Linked DNA regions of Homo sapiens: region 2 is linked to region 1. Evidence: read pairs that join two places in POLR2A ChIA-PET (ENCODE). Cell type or tissue: PC-9. All regions are shown on one strand. Links, peaks and the distances in the headings refer to the core of each region. The heading gives the core; the rest is flanking DNA.

Region 1 (9,805 bases), core at 605-8,604:
GCTAATTTTTGTATTTTTATTTATTTATTTATTTTTATTTTTACTTTGGAGACAGAGTCTCGCTCTGTCACCCAGGCTGGAGTACAGTGGCACGATCTCCTCTCACTGCAACATCTGCCTCCCAGGTTCAAGCGATTCTCCTGCCTCAGCCTCCCAAGTACCTGGGATTACAGGCGCCCGCCACCACGCCTGACTAGTTTTTGTATTTTTAGTAGAGATGTGATTTCACCATGTTGGCCAGGCTGGTCTCCGACACCTGACCTCTGGTGATCTGCCCACCTTGGCCTCCCAAAGTGCTGGGATTATAGGCGTGAGCCACCACACCCCACGGTATGTAATTTTGTATAATATTCTCTTATCTTTTTTATTTCTATATGGTCGGTAATGCCTCCACTTTCATTTCTGATTTTAATTATTTGTGTCTTCTTTTTTCTGTGTTAGTGTAGGGAAAGGTTTGTTCATTTTGTTGATCTTTTCAAAGAACCAACTTTTGCTATCATTGACTCTATTGTTTTTCTATCCTCTATTTTATTTATCCCTACTTTAATCTTTATTGTGTCCTTCCTTTTGCTAGTTTGGGGTTTAGTTGGCTCTTTTTCAAGTTCATCAAGGTATAAATTTGGTTATTGATTTGATATCTTTCTTCATTTCCACTATCACAAATTTTACACATGATCTTCTTTAAATGTAGACATTTACAACTATATATTTCCCTTTGAACACTGCCTTTAACTACATCCCATAACTTTTGCTCAGTATGATTTTTCATTAAAGTATACATTCCATATTCATTCAACAAATATTTGTTTGTTTATTTGTTTGCTTTTAGAGACAGAGTTTCACTCTGTTGCCCAGGCTGGAGTGAAGTGGCACGATCTTGGCTCACTGCAACCTCCACCTCCTAGGTTCAAGCGATTCTTGCACCTCAGCCTCCCAAGTAGCTGGGATTACAGGCGCCCGCCACCATGCCCAGCTAATTTTTTGTATTTTTAGTAGAGATGGGGTTTCGCCACGTTGCCCAGGCTGGTCTCAAACTCCTGAGCTCAGGCAATCCACCGCTCCAGCCTCCCAAACTGCTAGGATTACAGGCATGAGCCACCACAACCAGCCTCATTCAACAAATATTTATACTGGTTTGCTTCTAGGTGCTGGGGATACAGAGGTGAACACAACAGACAGGCGGGATCTATGTTATTACAGAGGTGACATTTTCAGGATGTACAAACAAGGTAGTAATTGATGGTTTGAAATCCATAGATAAAATGGTACTGTGATAGAGAGTGGCAGTAGCACTTCTTTCCTTCTTTCTTTCTCTCTCTTTCTTCTCTCTCTCTCTTTCTTTCTTTCTTTTTTTGTTTTTTGACCAAGTTTCACTCAGAGTGGCAATAGCACTTCTTTCCTTCTTTCTTTCTCTCTTTCTTTCTTTTCTCTCTCTTTCTTTTTTTTTTGTTTTTTGTTTTTTGACGGAGTTTCGCTCTTGTCGCCCAGGCTGGAGTGCAGTGGCATGATCTCTGCTCACTGCAACCTGCACCTCCTGGGTTCAAGCAATTCTCCTGCCTCAGTCTCCTGAGTAGCTTGGATTACAGGCTCCTGCCACCACACCTGGCTAATTTTTTGAATTTTTAGTAGAGATGAGGTTTCGCCATGTTGGGCAGGCTGGTCTTGAACTCCTCACCTCAGGTGATCTGCCCACCTGGGCCTCCCAAAGTGCTGGGATTACAGGTGTGAGATACCGCGCCCAGCCTCTTTCTTAATTTTTGAGACAGGGTCTCATTCTGTCACCCAGTCTGGAGTACAGCGGTGTGATCTCGGCTAACTGCAGCCTCTGCCTCCCAGGCTCAAACCATCCTCCCATTTCAGCCTCCTGAGTAGCTGGGACCACAGGCATGTGCTACCATACACAGGTAAGTTTTGTATTTTTGGTAGAGACAGGGTTTCACCATGTTGCCCAGGCTGGTCTCAAACTCTTGAGCTCAGGTGATCCACCTTCCTCGGCCTCCCAAAGTGCTGGGATCACAGGCATGAGGCACTGCGCCTGGTCTCTAGCATTTAATTTTTAATTTTTATTTTATTAAATAAATAACACATTATTTTCTGTTTTTTACTCTCAAACTCCTTTTGACTTTGATTTTTAATTTTTTATTTATTTATTTTTTTAGAGACAGGGTCTCACTTTGTCATCCAGGTTGGAGTGCAGTGGCATGATCATAGCTCATTACAGCCTCAAACTCCTGGCTTCAAGCATTCTCCTGCCTCAGCCTCCCAAAGTGCTGGGGTTATAGGCATAGGTCACTATACCTCGCCTCAAATTCCTTTTTACCAAGTGACATATTCATATGGCTCAGAAATAAAAAGTATATTTAAAAGTTTTGTTTGTAAAGTCTCCTACCCCATGACCATCCACCTCATTCTTTGTTGGCTTGCCAGACCCCTTCCCTGCTGGGGTTAACTCTTGTTGGATCATGGGGCAGTCATTTATCCTGGGGTGAGAGCAGAGGTGGAGGGAATTCAGGGGTTTGGTAGTGGCCATTTACCGACCAGGACAAGAATATTTCTATATTTTAACCAGTATAACCCTACTGGTGTATATGAGCTAAATCTTAGGTTACCTATAACCACTTACATTAGTTTCTTAAATATTCTTCCAGTGTTTTTTCATGAAGGTACAAATACCAAAGAGAGTTTACTATGTATTCTCTTCCGCATCTGCTTTTCAAATTGATGGCCAGGTGCAGTGGCTCACACTTGTAATCCCAGCACTTTGGGAGGCCAAGGTGGGTGATCACCTGAGGTTGGGAGTTCGAGACCAGCCTGGCCAACATGGTAAAACCCCATGTCTACTAAAAATACAAAAATTAGCCAGGTGTGATGGTGCACACCTGTAATCCCAGCTACTTGGGAGGTTGAGGCATGAGAATCAGTTGAACCCAGGAGGCAGAAGTTGCAGTGAGCTGAGATGGCGCCACTGTACTCGGGCCTGGGCTGCAGAGTGAGACTCTGTCTCAAAAAAAAAAAAAAAAAAAAAAAAAGGCTGGGCGCGGTGGCTCACACCTGTAATCCCAGCACTTTGGGAGGCCGAGGCGGGCGGATCACAAGGTCAGGAGTCGAGACCATCCTGGCTAACACGGTGAAACCCCGTCTCTACTAAAAATACAAAAAACTAGCCGGTCGCGGTGGCAGGTGCCTGTAGTCCCAGCTACTCGGGAGTTTGAGGCAGGAGAATGGTGCAAACCTGGGAGGCGGAGCTTGCAGTGAGCCGAGATTGCGCCACTGCACTCCAGCCTGGGTGACAGAGCAAGACTCCGTCTCAAAAAAAAAAAAAAAAAAAAGAAAGGAAAACAAATTGAACAGTATATCCTGGAAATCTTTCTATTCGTATAAAGCTTTTCAGTTCATAGAGAGCTTCCTGACTTTTTCCAGTTGCATAACTGCATTGTGTGGTTTCAGTAGGGATAGCTCATCAGCGTTCCATTTGGTATTGGCTGGGGCAGCTCCACTGGGACTGCAGGATCCAAGATGGCTTCATTCCAATGACTGGTCCAATTGGGTGGGCTGGACCTCCTGTCAGCTGGGTTCCAAGGGAATGAAAATGGAAGCTGCAAGGTCTCTTATGGCCTAAGCCCCAGAAGTCATATAGCTTCTCTTCCACTGCATTGAATTGGTCAGAACAAACCACAGGGCCAGTTCAAATTCAAGTTGAGGGAAAATAGACTCCACCCCTCAATGGGAGGAACAGTATGTGTTTATAGGGATTGGAGGAATTGTCAGCAGTGGTCTTTGCAGACAGTAACACACCAAAGCCCAATCAAGGTTCACGTCTTTTTTGGTATTATGCATCTTTTTATTTATTTTTTTGAGATAGGGTCTCACTCTGTCACCCTGGCTGGGTGCAATGGCGCGATTTGGGTTCACTGCAACCTCCACCTCTTGGACTCAAGCAATCCTCCCACCTCAGCTTCTTGAGTAGCTGGGACTATAGTCACACAACACCACTCCTGGCTTAACTTTTGTATTTTTTGTAGAGGTGGGATTTAGCCATGTTGCCCAGGTTGGTCTTGAACTTCTGGGCTCAAGCGATCCACCCACCTGGGCCTCCCAAAGTGCTGGAATTATAGGTGTGAGCCACTGCGCCCAGCCTTGGTCTCTTTTAAACTAGTACATTTCCCCCACTTTCTTTATCTTCTCTCTCTTCTTGACTTTAGTTTTTGAAGGGCTGAGGCAAACTTTCCCATACTCTGGATGTGCCTTATTGTTTCCTCTAACTTTGCCCTCTGTCTCCTAAATTTCCTGTAAACTGCAAGATGGGATAAAAGACCTGCTTAGATCAGGTTAAATGCTATTAAGGACAGGTGCTCGCGCCTGTAATCCCAGCACTTTGGGAGGCCAAGGTGGGTGGATCACTTGAGCCCAGGAGTTTGAGACCAGTCTGGGCAACATAGTGAAATTGCATCTTTACAAAAAAAATACAAAAATTAGCTGGGCATGGTGGCACGTGCCTGTAGCCCTAGCTACTGGGGAGGCTAAGGTGGGAGGATTGCTTGAGAGGCCGAGTCTGCAGTGAGTGAAGATCACACTACTGCATTGCAGCCTGGGCAACTGAGTGAGACTCCGCCTCAAAAAAAAAACCCAAACCGGGCTGGTGCGGTGGCTCACACCTGTAATCCCAGCAGTTTGGGAGGGCAAGGCGGACAGATCACTTGAGGTCAGGAGTTTGAGACCAACCTGGCCAACATGTTGAAACACCGTCTCTACTAAAAATACAAAATTTAATGGGGCATGGTGGTGCACGCCTACTCTGGAGGCTGAAGCAGGAGAATTGCTTGAACCTTGGAGGCAGAGGTTTCACTGAACCGAGATCGTGCCACTGCACTTCAGCCTGGGCAACAGAGCGAGACTCTGTCTCAAAAAACAAAACAAAACAAAACAAAACAACAAAAACCAACCAAACAAAAAGATTTAATGCTATTTGCAAAAATTCTCTGTACCCACTGATAATCCTTACGTTAGGATGATTGTCTCTTGCCTGGACAGGATAATTCTGAAACCTACTTCAGATTGTCATTCCTCACTCAAAACCCCCTAAAGAATTCTTGCTCAGGGTAAGAGCCAAAGTCCTTCAGATGTTCTAAAAGGCCAGCCCATCTGTGACTCTTTTCCTCTGACGTTCTCACATGCTGTCCTCCTGCCCCGCTGGCTTCCTTGCCCTCCTAATTCACCAGACATGCATTAGCCTCCAGCCTTCACTCTTTTCCCAGGCATACACACGACTGCCCCTCCTGAGGGGCCTTTCATCTGGCACCTTCTTGGGGAGCCTTACTGCCACTCTGTCTAAAATTGTACCCACCCACACCTCCAACTAAACACTCCTTACATTTTAGTTTCCTGTGGCTGCCATAACAAATTACCAGAAACATGATAGATTAAAACAACAAGGCCAGGTGCGGTGGCTCATGCCTGTAATCCCAGCACTTTGGGAGGCTGAGGTGGGCGGATCATGAGGTTAGGAGTTCGAGACCAGCCTGGCTGATATGGTGAAACGCCGTCTCTACTAAAAATACAAAAATTAGCTGGGCGTTGTGGCAGGTGCCTGTAATCCTAGCTACTTGGGAGGCTGAGGCAGGAGAATTGTTTGAACCCAGGAGGCGGAGGTTACAGTGAGCCGAGATCACGCCATTGTACTCCAGCCTGGGCGACAAGAGTGAAACTCCCATCTCAAAAAAAAAAAAAAAAAAAAAAAAAAAGACATGTATTCTCTCTCTCAGTCACGGACGGCAGAAGTCCGAAGTGAGGAGTGGGCAGGGCTGCACTTCCTAGGCTCTCGGGGAGACTTTTTTTCCTGTCCCTTCCAGTTTCTGGTGGCTCCAGGCATGCCTTGGCTTATGGCAGCATTATTATTCCAGTGTCTGCCTCTGTGATCATAGTGCCTCCTTTTCTTTTTTTTTTTTTTACATTTTTTTTTTGTATTTAGAGAAAAAAACACTTAACATAAAATTTACCATCTTAACCTTTTTTTTGAGACTCTGTTGCCCAGGCTGGAATGCAGTGTTACAATCACAGCTCACTGCAGCCTCAACCTCCTGGGCTCGTGACATCCTCCCATCTGACTCTCCCAAGTAACTGGGGACCACTGGCATGTGCCACCACACTTGGCTAATTTTTACATTTTTTGTAGAGACAGGGTTTCTCTATGTTGCCTAGGCTGGTCTCAAACTCCTCAGCTCAAGCAATCCTCCTGCCTTGGCCTCCCAAAGTGCTGGGATTATAGGCGTGAGCCACCACGCCTGGCCATGTTAACCATTTTTAGGTGTGCAGTTCAGTATGTTAAATATATTCACATTGTTATGAAACAGATGTCCAGAACTTTTTCATTTTGCTAATCTGAAACTCTGTACCCATTAGACAACAGCTCCCCCCGCAGGTAACCATTCTACTTTTTGCTTCTATGATTTTGACTACTTTAGACACTTTATCTAAATGGAATCATATGGCAATTGTCTTTCTGTGATTGACTTATACTACTTAGCATAATGTTAAGTTTCATCCATGTTGTAGCATGAATCAGAATTTCATCCCTTTTTATGGCTTGATAATACTGCATTGTATGTATATACCACATTTTGCGGTAGGTACAATGTATATTTACATTGCTTCCACCTCTTGGCTACTGTGAATAATGCTGCTATGAAAATGGGCGTGTAGGTATCTTTTCCAGATCCTGACTTTACTTCCTTTGGATAAATACTTACAGGTGGGACTGCTGGGGTATATGATTGTTCTACTTTTAATTATTTAACACTCTTCTACAATTTATTTTCTGTTTTTGTTGTTCTAATAGTAGTTATTATTAGGTGAGGTATTTCTTATCTCTTATAAGGACACCTGTCATTGGATTTAGGGTCCACCTGGTTAATCCAGGATTATCAAGTCTCAAAATCCTGAATTACATCTGCAAAGACTCTTTTTCCACATAAGGTCACATTCACAGGTTCCAGTGATTCAAACATGGACATGTCTTCTGGTCCCCCATTATGTCCACTATACTCTCTTTTTTTTTTTTTTTTTTAAGATGGAGTCTCGCTGTGTCGCCCAGGCTGGAGCGCAGTGGCGCGATCTTGGCTTCCTGCAAGCCCACCTCCCAGGTTCACGCCATTCTCCTGCCTCAGCCTCCCGAGTAGCTGGGACTACAGACACCCGCCACCACGCCCAGCTAATTTTTTTGTATTTTTTTAGTAGAGACGGGGTTTCACCATGTTAGCTAGGATGGTCTTGATCTCCTGACCTCGTGATCCCCCTGCCTCAGCCTCCCAAAGTGTCGGGATTACAGGCGTGAGCCACTGCGCCTGGCCTAAGTCCACTATACTTTCTTCTTCCCTGCCTTATTTTTATTCTTGATACTTATCTCCATCTGACATGCTCTATATTTCTTTATTTATCTTGTTTGGCAGACGACAATCAAGATAAAGCCATGGAGACAAGGATTTTTGTTGCTGTTGTTCTTGTTTTTTGAGACAGAGCCTCACTCTCACCCAGGCCTAGAGTGCAGTGGCACAATCTCGGTTCACTGCAACCTCTGCCTCCCAGGCTGAAGTGATCCTCCCACCTCAGCCTCCAGAGAAGCTGGGACTACAGGTGCTTGCCACATGCCTGGCTAATTTTTTGTATTTTTGGTAGAGACGGGGTTTTGCCATGTTGTCCAGGCTAGTCTTGAACTTCTGAGTTCAGATGATCCACCCAAAGTGCTGGGATTACATGCGTGAGCCACTGCGCCTGGCCTAGACAAGGATTTTTGTTTTGGTCACCTGTGTTTTCCCATTAGAACAGTGGCTGGCACAAATGGCTGCACAGCACATACTGGTTGAACAAATGAAGGACGGGGTGGCTGGTCTAGACAAAGAGCCTAGACAAACATCGGCAGAAATTGCTTCATGGCTTCTGAGCAGAAAAATCTCTCATCTGGGGAATTAGACTCCCTAAGTTAAATTTTCTTTCTTTTTTGGAGATGGGGTCTCACTCTGTTGCCCAGGCTGGAGTGCAGCAGCACCATCACAGCTCACTGCAGCCTCAACCTCCTGGGGGTCAAGCAATCCTCCCACCTCAGCCTCCCGAGTAGTTGGGACTACAGGCCCATGCCACCATGCCCAGCTAATTTTTTTTTTGGTAGAGACAGGGTGTCACCATGTAGCCCAGACTGGTCTTGAACTTCTGGACTCAAGCGATCTTCCTGCCTCGGCCTCCCAAATGCTGGGATTACAGGCATGAGCCACAGTGCCTCACCTCCTAAGTTAAATTTTCTGCAGTGGAGAATACAATCTCTTTAATATTATCTCTCAGTTAAGACAAATTTCAGGATCCTCCTTAAAAAAAAAAAAAAAAAGAAAGAAAATAAGTTTGCCAATACAAATACCATTTCTCACTAAAGTGAATTAGGGTTCCTTGGAGAAATGGTTGGTTTTGTTTCTGGGCAGTAAATGTATAAAACGGAAAGCAAGGAAGTCCAGGGTGTCCAATCTTTTGGCTTTCCTGGGCCACACTGGAAGAAGAAGAATTGTCTTGGGCCACACATAAAATACACTAACAATAGCTGATGAGCTAAAAAAAAAAAAATCTCATAATGTTTTTAGAAAGTTTATGAATTTGTGTTGGGCTGCATGGGCCACAGGTTGGACAAGCTTGACCTAAAGACTACTAGGATTGTGGATTACTAGGATTGTGCCAGAAGGACACAGCAGCAACTAAATATTTGATGAGACAATCTGAACATTTAAAAAAGGACAATGACTGTAATGGATTAAAGCACATCAAATATCTAAACATCCATCAATTCATGATAGCACTGCCCCTTCTCCCCAAAGAACCCAAAGTGGTCACAGTTAGAGGTTGCTGGGGCATCCATCCATCCATCTTTATTATTATTACTATTATTTGAGACAAGGTCTCACTCAGTCACCCATGCTAGAGTGCTGTCGTCCCATCACGGCTCACTGTATCCTCAACCTCCTGGGCTCCAGCCATTTCCCTGCCTCAGCCTCCTAAGTAGCGGGAATTACAGGCATGCATCACCATGCCTGTCTAATTTTTACATATTTTGTAAAGATCTTGCCATTTCCTGGGCTCAAGCAGTCCTCCTGTCTTGGCCCCCCAAAGTGCTGGGATTATAGGCAGAGCCACTGTGCGTGGGAAAGCATCAAGCATACATCCTGGCTATCCCGAATGGATTGTATTTCAAAGTAACCAGAGAGATGAGGGAATGCTCACCTTTGTAGAAGAATCTCATCTTATAAATGCAGGAGAAATGAGAGCATTTGAAATTACCACTTTGCACACCTAAGGAACATCATAAAACTACACTAGGGTTTCTCAACCTGGGTACTACTGACATTTTGAGCTGGATAATTCTTCGCTGTGGGGGGGAGGTGTGCTCTGTGAATTATACAATGTTTAGCAGTATTCCTTGCATTCATTTTCTAGATAACAGCAGTACCACCCGCCACCCCCCACCCAGTTGCAACAATCCAAAATATCTCCAGACATTGCCAAATTTCCCCTTGGTAGGACAGGGCAGAATCAACCCTCGTTGAGAACCAATGGTCTAATGATCATCAACGTTTGCTAGACTATTAGAAGAAAGGCTGATGGTAAACTTCATGGATAATCAGGATGACAACCCCCAAATTGAGAGATGAATTACAATATTACTAAGAGACAAACCCGCCTTGTGCCTCAGTAGAAGTACATAGTGCCAGCCACGAAGCGTTATTGCAAACAAAACAAAACAAAAAAACCCAAACCTCAACATTACACCTAA
Region 2 (9,511 bases), core at 1,512-9,511, 120 kb before region 1:
GAACCAGAGCAACTGCATCTTGAATAGGGGCTGGGTAAAAAATGAGGCTGAGACCTACTGGGCTGCATTCCCAGATGGTTAGGCATTCTAAGTCACAGGATGAGATAGGAAGTTGGTACAAGATACAGGTCATAAAGACCTTGCTGATAAAACAGTAAAGAAGCTGGCCAAAACCCACTCAAACCAAAATAGTGACGAGAGTGACCTCTGGTCATCCTCACTGCTACACTCCCACCTGTGCCATGACAGTTTACAAATGCCATGGCAACGATAGGAAGTTACCCTACATGGTCTAAAAAGGTGGCTTATGAATAATCCACCCCTTGTTTAGCATATAATCAAGAAATAACCATAAAAATGGGCAACCGCAGCCCTCAGGGCTGCTCTTTCTACGGAGTAGCCATTCTTTTATTCCTTTACTTTTTTTTTTTTTTTGAAACGGAGTCTCACTCTGCTGCCCAGGCTGGAGTGCAGTGGCGCAATCTTGGCTCATTGCAAACTTTGCCTACTGGGTTCAAGCAATTCTCCTGCCTTAGCCTCCTGAGTAGCTGGAATTACAGGTGCCTGCCACCACACCAGCTAATTTTTGCATTTTTAGTAGAGACAGGGTTTCACCATGTTGGCCAGGCTGGTCTCGAACTCCTGACCTGGTGATCCACCCGCTCTGGCCTCCCAAAGTACTAGGATTACAGGCTTGAGCCACCGTGCCTGGCAGAAGCGTTCTTCCTTTCTAATAAACTTTCCTTTTTCAAACCTATACTGTTGTCAGTAAATTCTTCCTACTAACCCGTGAGTCGACAACTTCCTGGTGCTGGACTCTGATACCTTGCCTGGCAAGCACTTTGGGAGGCTGAGGCAGGAGGATCGCTTGAGGCTAGGAGTTCAAGACTAGTCTGCATAACGTAAAAGACCCCATCTCTACAAAAGAACAAACAAAAAATATAGCCAGTTATGATGGCACATGCCTGTGGTTCTAGCTACTTGGGGGGCTGAAACCTGAGAAACACTTGAACCTGAGAGGTCAAGGGTGCTGTGAGCTGAAACTGCATCACTGCACTCCAGCCTGGGTGACAGAGTGACACCCTGTTTCAATATTAATTTAAAAAAAACCTAACATGTAGGTAGCCTGGGCAACAGTGTGAAAATGCATTTCTACAGAAAATACAAAAAGTAGCCGGGCATGGTGGCATGTACCTGTAGTCCCAGCTACTCAGGAGACTGAGGTGGGAGGATTGCTTGGGCCTGGGAGGTCAAGGCTGCAATGAGCCATGATCACAACACTGCACTTCATCCTGGGCGATAAAGCCAGATACTGTCTTAAAAAACAACCAACCGGCCAGGCATGGTGGCTCACGCCTGTAATCCCAGCACTTTGGGAGGCTGAGGTGGGCGGATCACATGAGGTCGGGAGTTCGAGACCAGCCTGACCAACATGGAGAAACCCCGTCTCTACTAAAAATACAAAAATTAGCTGGGCTTGGTGCCACATGCCTGTAATCCCAGTTACTCAGGAGGCTGAGGCAGGAGAATTTCTTGAACCTGGGAAGCAGAGATTGCAGTGAGCTGCGATCGCAACACTGCACTCCAGCCTGGGCAACAAGAGTGAAACTCCACCTAAAAAACAAAAAACGAAGAACAAATAAACAGGCCAGGCGCGGTGGCTCACGCTTGTAATCCCAGCACTTTGGGAGGCCGAGGCATGCGGATCACAAGGTCAGGAGATCGAGACCATGGTGAAACTCTGTCTCTACTAAAAAAAAAAAATACAAAAAATTAGCCAGGCGTGGTGGCAGGCGCCTGTAGTCCCAGCTACTCGGGAGGCTGAGGCAGGAGAATGGCGTGAACCCAGGAGGTGGAGCTTGCAGTGAGCCCGAGATCGCGCCACTGCACTCCAGCCTGGGTGACAGAGCGAGACTCCATCTCAAAAAAAAACCCAACCAAACAAACAAAAACAAAAAACATGTAGGCAGTCGGGTGCGGTGGCTCATGCTTGCAATCCCAGCACTTTGGGAAGCCAGGCAGGTGGATCACTTGAGGTCAAGAGTTCGAGACCAGCCTGACCTATATGGTGAAAACCTGTCTCTACCAAGAATACAAAAATTAGCCGGGCATGGTGGTGCACACTTGTAATCCCAGCTACTCAGGAGGCTGAGGCAGGAAAATCACTTGAACCCAGGAGGAGGAGGTTGCAGTGAGCCGAGATTGCGCCATTGCACTCCAGCCTGGTTGACGGAGTGAGACCCTGTCTCAAAAAAATAAAAAATTCATTACGTAACTAAAAAGACAGTGTGGTATTGGTGAAGAATAAAGACAAAGATCAATGCATAGAGTAGCAAACCCAGAAACAGACCCAAACAAATAATACCCAACTAGTGACAGGTATGCATCACCATGCCCAGCTAATTTTTTTGTATTTTTAGTAGAGACGCAGTTTGGTCACCACGTTGGCCAGGCTGTTCTCAAACTCCTGAGTGTGATGGCTCATGCCTGTAATCCCAGAACTTGGGAGGCTGAGGGTGGATTGCTTGAGCCCAGGAGTTTGAGACCAGCCTGGGCAACATGGCAAAAACCCATGTATATTTTAAAAAAAAAATTGCCCGGCATGATGGCTCACTCCTGTAATCCCAGCACTTTGGGGGGCTGAGGCAGGTGGATAATCTGAGGTCAGGAGTTTGAGACCAGCCTGACCAACAAAGTGAGACTCCATCTTTACTAAAAATACAAAAATTAGCCGGGCGTGCTGGTGGGCACCTGTAATCCTGCTACTCGGGAGGCTGAGGCAGGAGAATCGCTTGAACCTGGGAGGCAGAGGTTGCAGTGAGCCTCCGAGGGGCTGCAGCCCACCCTGGCCAGGATGGTCTTAAACTCCTAACCTCAGGTGATCCACCTGCCTTGGCCTCCCAAAGTGCTGGGATTACAGGCGTGAGCCACTGCACCCAGCCTGAAATTTTATTATTACTCAAGTCAGTGTCCCTGAGCATTTGAGCATTTGGGGATCAGAGTTTTTAAGGATAGTTTGGTGGGTAGGGGGAGGCAGCCAGTGAGTCAGGAGTGCTGATTGGTTGGGTTGGAGATTAAATCATAGGGAGCTGAACTGTCCTCTTGTGCTAGGTCAGTTCCCGAGTGGGGGCCCCAAGATCACATGAGCCAGTTTATCAACCTGAGTGGTGCCAGCTGATCCATCTAGTGCAGGGTCTGCAGAATATCTCAAGCACTTATCTTAGGTTTTACAATAGTGATGTTATCACCAGGAGCGACTACTTGGGGAGCATCAGAATCTTGTAGCCTCTAGGGATATGACTCCTAAACCAAAATTTCTAACATGTTTGACTAATTTGTTAGTCCTATAAAGGCAGTCTCGTCCCAGGCAAGAAGGGGGTTTGTTTTGGGAAAAGGCAGTTATATTTGTGTCAAACTACAAACTATAAACTAAGTTCCTCCTAAAATTAGTTCAGCCTATGCCCGGGAATGGACAAAGACAGCTTGGAGGTCAGAAACAGGATGGAGTTGGCCAGGTCAGAACTCTGTCACTGTCTCAGTTACAATTCTGCAATGACAGTTTCAGGAGGCCCCTTCGGGGAAGTAGAAATGGCCAGCATTGGGCGGGAGTTAGAAGGTTCTTACAACACAGAATGAACACAACGTTTGTGGTGCCTTGAACCCCAAAGAGCAAGTGCCAGCCACTCAGTAAATAAGCCCTGGATGAAGGGTGGGGAGGGGGTAGGGGGTCCCATCCCAACTTTGGAAATCTAGGCAGGACCTGGCCCACCGTGGCATAAGGGGCTCTGGTATTGAGTCTTGGAAGGAAAGAGCTATGGTAGCTTCCCAAAATGATGGCCAAAGTCCTGTTCCATTTTCCTATTACCAGCCTTTCTGCTCAGTCTTTAGTTACCACCTCTCCAATAGAGGGAAAATGTAATAGACAAGCAAGTATCCCTTCATCCTGGAAGCCCAAGGGAGTCCCTGCCATGTGCCAGGCACTGCAGCCAATGTGGGGGACAGCAAACAAACCAGTGGCAGGATGGTGACACACACACAGCTCCTGAGTGACAGGGTGGGCTGGGAGGGAGTGGGCTCCGCAGACAAGGCAGGGAAAGGGATTCCAGGGAGAGGGAGCGAGGAGATGAAGGGGGGCCACCTAGTTCCTCTCCAGGTCCTCTTTGTGCAGCCTGGAGCACCAGTGGGGAGGGAGGACAGCCCCCTAAGCAACCAGACTGCTGGGGAAGGTGAGCTAGTGGTTTCCTACAGGGGACAGACAGGATCCAATCTGAGTTTGAAGATCATTTTGCAGTAACACGGCAGTCCTACAGCCCTGAAGAGACGAGCAGGTGGCTCCTGGCACAGCCCCAGCAGGGGAAGGGAATAAGGGGTACAGAATGCCCAGTGGCACTGCCAGGTTACTGGCATGGCTGATTAAAAACACCTAGGGAGGGACACCGGGTGTGGTGGCTCATGCCTGTAATCCCAGCACTTTGGGGGGCCAAGATGGGTGGATCACGAGGTCAGGAGATCGAGACCATCCTGGCTAATATGGTGAAACCCCGTTTCTACTAAAAATACAAAAAAATTAGCCGGGCGTGGTGGCGGGCGCCTGTAGTCCCAGCTACTCGGGAGGCTGAGGCAGGAGAATGGCGTGAACCCAGGAGGCAGAGTTTGCAGTGAGCAGAGATCGCACCACTGCACTCCAGCCTAGGTGACAGAGCCAGACTCCATCTCCAAAAATCAACCAACCAACCAACCAAACAAAAAACCTAGGGAGGGACAAGATCTGGGGCTGGGTGGAGAAGAAAAGGAGACTCCCCTTGGACATCTAGACTCACCCCCTGCTCTGCAGAGGCACATGGTTAGCTGTCGGGGGCCTGCTCCCCACCTCCTTTCTTCCCACTGTCTTATCCAGTGCCCCAGGGGCCAGGACCCCCACCCACAGATGATGCATAGGACCCAGTGCGTTTCCCTGCTCTGATCCATAAAGCCAATGGCCTCCCTGACATTTCCACCTGGAGGTCACAAAGATTTCAAATTCAGCCTCCCCCACCCCCTACACACCCCTCTGACCTACTGTCTCCCAGTTCCACGTTGCGGTTGGCCAGGCAAGCCTTCCTGACATCTATCTGCCTTCCGCCCAAGTTTTTATCTCACCTGGATCTCTAAGCTCCACCCATTTCCCTCCAACACCTCTGGGTGCCGGTAACATCTGCTCCCACAGACCACTACAGCCTCTGGACATACCAACCTGGTCACTAATCTGTTTACCTTCCTTTCCTGGCCTCTGGCTGTGACAAATGAGGCAATGCGGCTTTGCTAACTCCAGAACTAAGCAAAACTGTTCCTTGATCCACAGCCCAGACCCTTCATTGAACCTAGGTGCTAAACTCTGTTAAGCCTGACCTTCAGGACCAGAGTGAGCAGAGGAAATGAGAGAGAAGACCTGGCACAGAGGGAACAGCCCCTATCCTCGGGGCCTGTTCAGTAGTGACTTTTCCCACTAGGGCTGGTTCCCTACACAGGGTAGAGGTCTGGGAAGGGAAGGGACTCAGGGTGCCCAGGTCAAGAGTTTCAGAGGCAGACCAGAACCCAGTTCTGCGCTGGGGAGAGCTGGAAAGGAGACAGGGTCTTGGCAGGTCTCAAGGCTGACAAACCCAACCGACACACCAGTGGATACAGCACTGGAGAGGGAGACTCTGGCCAGGGGCCTGGGTGGACTTGGGCACTTTGGAGTTAACAGAAGTTCCCATGGCAATCTGGGGCCCTGAGCCCATGAGCCAGGTTGGGGGCCGGTGAAGCTCTAGGGAGGAGAGGTCTGGGAAGATGGGTGAGGCTGGGTGGGGGAATGAGGACTTAGGAGGTGGGTAACGTGGCCCCTTTGGGTATCCTGGAGAAAACCCCCTGCTCTGGCCGTCATTCAGGGAAGTCTTTGATGATTTATTTTGGGGACTGAGAGAGCCAGGTGTGCTAGCATACACTGGAGTGGGCAGAGCAGGGGTCCCTGAGCAGAGACCTGCTGGTCACAAGATCACGGAATCCTACACAGGGACATTTCTACCATCTCTGTACAGTGAAATCCCAGTCGAATACTATCCCGACAGGGAGCTCACTACCCTACCAAAGTTAGGCCTGAAGTATCACTGGACATTGATTCCAATTCTGTTTCTGCTGGAGGAAAGGGAGGGAATCCGGGTGTAGGGTTCCTAGTCACTCCAGTGGGGCTGGCAGCCTCTTCTCCCTTCTCAAGCGTGGACACCTTTGCACAAACATGCGGATGGAGTGAAGCCTCAGCCTATCATTCCCCATCCCCCATCCCCCACCCCCTCCAGAAGGCACTCTCAGACCACACTGAGTTCATGGGGCTGGTGATGCCCCTCTTTCACCCTCACCCACCCCAGCCATCACCAGCAGTAGTACTTGGGTGAGGGGGGCTGGCTCTGAAGTTCCCTCCCCAGTGGAGCAAGCTGACGCTCTCACATCTAGCTTAGATATTTCGGATCCAGAAGTACCTTTTTTATATCCAGAAAAGCGCAAGGATGTTGGCAGTGATGTTGGGTAGGTTATGTCCCTGTCTGCCCTGCCCCAACGGCGACAATTCAGGAGCTTCAGGGGTGAGTCAGGGCCAAGCTGCTCGCCAGTGACCAGAACAAGGCCTCTTTGTCCTAAAAACGGTTTGCATTTCCCTTCAGCTCACCCACACCACACCATGCCTGCTGCATCTGTGATGCTAACCCAAGGCTGTCACCTGATGTCACTCTGCTGTTCGACACACACACACACACACACACACACACACACACACACACACACACGGTCCTGACCCACTAAGTCTCATCTAAACACACAAGATGCTGCCTAGACTGCATGGAGCTTCTTCCAACAATTGTTTTCCAATTTTAGAAAATGGGACAATTAAAAACTGAAACAGAACAAAACCAGGGAACCATCTGCAAGACGTCATGTGTGAACACCTGGTCCAGCATGTTCTGACTGTTCCTGATCTTTCCAGAGCCCTTACAAAGCCCTGTTCTCCTTGCAGGGTGCTGAGGGCCACAGACCTGCAGTGAGAACTTACAAAGACCTGCACATACTTAGAATTTCCAGAGGAGCTTTGCCTGTTCCTGTGGTCACAACTACCACCAGGACAACCTAGGGGTCACCGTGCTGAGCCGCTTCAGGAACCAACTCAAGCCCCACTCCCTGGGAAGTGTTCCTAGATCCTCAGAACCAGTTTGGGCTCTGCTCACCCGGATGTTCCGCTTCCCTGGCCAGCTGGGAAGCATCGAGGCGAGTCCCAGCTTACCTTGCTGCAGCACACCGAGGCCATTTTTCCAAAATCTTTTTTTTGTTGTTGAGACACGGTCTTGCTTTGTCACCCAGCTGGGAGTGCAACCACAGCTCCCTGCAGCCCTGACCTCCCAGGCTTGAGTGATCCTCCCACCTCAGCCTCCTGAGTAGCTGGGACTACAGGTATGCGCCATCACACCCTGCTGATGTTTAAATTTTTTTGCAGAGATAGGGTCTATGTTGCCCAGGCTGGTCTTGAACTCCTGGCCTGAAGCGATCCTCCTGCCTTGGCCTCCTATAGTACTGAGATTATAGGTGTGAGCCACCCAGCCCGGCCAGGATTTTGGGTAAGTGGTGAGGCACAGGGAGGTGGCACTGGTCACCAGCAGACGTGTGCAGGAGCGCCTGTCTACAGCTCTGGGGGTGATGGCAGCAGCTCTTCACGCCCACCCCAGGACCCACTCCACTTGGCACTGGCTGGTGGTCATGCTTCCATCAGAAGAACCTTGGGCCATGCTGCAAAGCGACAACAGGACAAATCCGGGGACCCAGGCAGGTGCTCCCTAGAGAACAGGGTGGTGGGTCAGAGGCTTGACCCCACTTAAGCTCTTCCTCAGGGGTGAGATTGGTTGAGTGCTCAGGAAGCCAATACCTGGCTTGTTATGGGATGAAGCTCTTGGCCAGAGGGGACCCAGGTGTGTGCTGGTGAGAGGCCCCATCTCCAGGTTGGAATCGTTGCTTGGGCTCTGGGGAGCACTAATTAACAAACGTGTGGTTAGGGTGAACCCGCAGGCACGCTGGCTCAAACGGAGAGGCACAGAGTGCAGAGTACTTTTTCAAGGTGGAGCCAGGGGAAGGACCCAGAGCAGGGAAAGCTCAGAAACAGGACTGCACCCAAACAGCCCGGCAGCCCAGGCCGCCTCTGCCGCATTCACAATGACGGCTTTGCCGGCGAGGGCCTGCAGGTGGTGGTCATCACTCCCCCTGTCCAATGAGGAGGGGGCTGCTTCCCAGGTGGGTTAGGAGGGGACTGGCCCATCCCCATCCCCTCAGGGGAGAAGGCAGAACAGACAGAAAGACACAGCAGACATGCCCACGGATATAACTTAGTTTATGGGTCAAGCCAATGCAATGCAAAGTTGTTTCTGTTCCTTTTTTTTTTTTTTAACCAAAATAAATAAATCAGATCTGTCCCTGTGAAGGTCAGAGTGATAAATGAGGGGCAGCTGGCCCCTTGGCCATGGCCTGGCCCCTCACCCCCAGCCCCTCCTCTCCCTCTTCTGACCTGCTTTGGCACAGCAAAGAAAACGATGCATCAGAAAGTCTCCATTGGGTTAAAGGAGAAAGAAAGAGTGGTTGGGGTGGGGAGGGAGTCCAAGAGAGGAGGTGGAGGGTTAACAGGACCAAGACAGAGCAGCCAGTGCCCCGGTGGTGGCTACCTGAGCGGGGCTTCCTGGCTACACACAGACTCTGTGGGCTCCAGGTGCTGCCTGGGCCCAGGAGGGGTGGGTGGGGCATGCTTGGGCCCCACACACAGCCTGGAACCCTCGAAGGAACAGCAGATAATGGACACTGCAGAGACTGAAGCTGCCCTTTCTGTGCCAGGTCAGGCCAAGGCTCTCTCCTGCCAGCTGCCCCGGGTCATCCTCAGTTCACGCCACGGCTGGGGCCCACCCTAGAAACCTCTGCCAGCCATGGCTAGATCCGACTCCAGGCTCCTCTACAGATTCTAAGGCTCAGGCTCAAGATGAAGCTATCCTAGTCTCAAATACAGGAGCCTGTGCCTTGCTGGGTGACAGCGGAAGCCAGCACACAAGGCCCAGTTCCTATCCTAGTGGGTGAGACTGGTGGGGAGGATTGTGGCCAGAGCTGACCCCTCCCCAAGGACATCCCTCGGGGGCTACCTTTCCTCCTCCTGCTCCCCCCGGCCTCCTGGAAAACTGCTCAGAAGTCAGCAGAGCCTGGGCAGCGTGTGGCCTGTGGGGCAGCCAAGCACTGGAGGGGGACGACAGCCTAACTCCTATGAGAGCAGAGGGAGGGGTGGTGGCACAGCGAGGAGGGCGGTGGTGTGGGCAGCGCTGAGGCACTATTCTTTAGTTGAGAAGCAAGGGGCAGTCATGGGTGTGGAGAGGGCAGTGGCCCAAGCAACCCTAGGCAGCATCTACGAGAAGTTCTTGAAGACGTCCAGGTCGAAGGCCGTGTCCAGGAGGCGCTGCAGCTCCGTCAGGTGGGTCTTCTT

What was found. ChIA-PET counts read pairs that join two places held together with the same protein. Peaks named below come from ENCODE experiments on the same cell type or tissue, not always from the same donor. Only the 100,000 strongest peaks of a DNase experiment are listed, where the experiment ranks them.
Region 2: POLR2A ChIA-PET joins it to region 1 with 42 read pairs; 6 of 35 experiments call an interaction of 5 or more read pairs at or near these places.

The regions. Positions count from the first base shown.
Region 1 is chr7:44,584,889-44,594,693 of GRCh38, reverse strand. No RefSeq gene overlaps it. Among named protein-coding and RNA genes, the nearest start is that of TMED4, 7.6 kb to the right of the region's middle. RefSeq lists an enhancer at 6,256-6,305. In PC-9, for the core only: CTCF peaks have their summits at 6,199 and 6,402 (motif pointing left); a DNase peak (open chromatin) is centred at 6,403.
Region 2 is chr7:44,707,922-44,717,432 of GRCh38, reverse strand. It overlaps OGDH (oxoglutarate dehydrogenase), which reads right to left. Exons shown (of 23, transcript NM_002541.4): 23 at 8,367-9,511. The coding sequence ends at 9,434. Among named protein-coding and RNA genes, the nearest start is that of ZMIZ2, 36 kb to the left of the region's middle. In PC-9, for the core only: no CTCF peak of the experiment used is centred there; DNase peaks (open chromatin) are centred at 5,222 and 6,572; H3K27ac peaks cover 1,607 bases.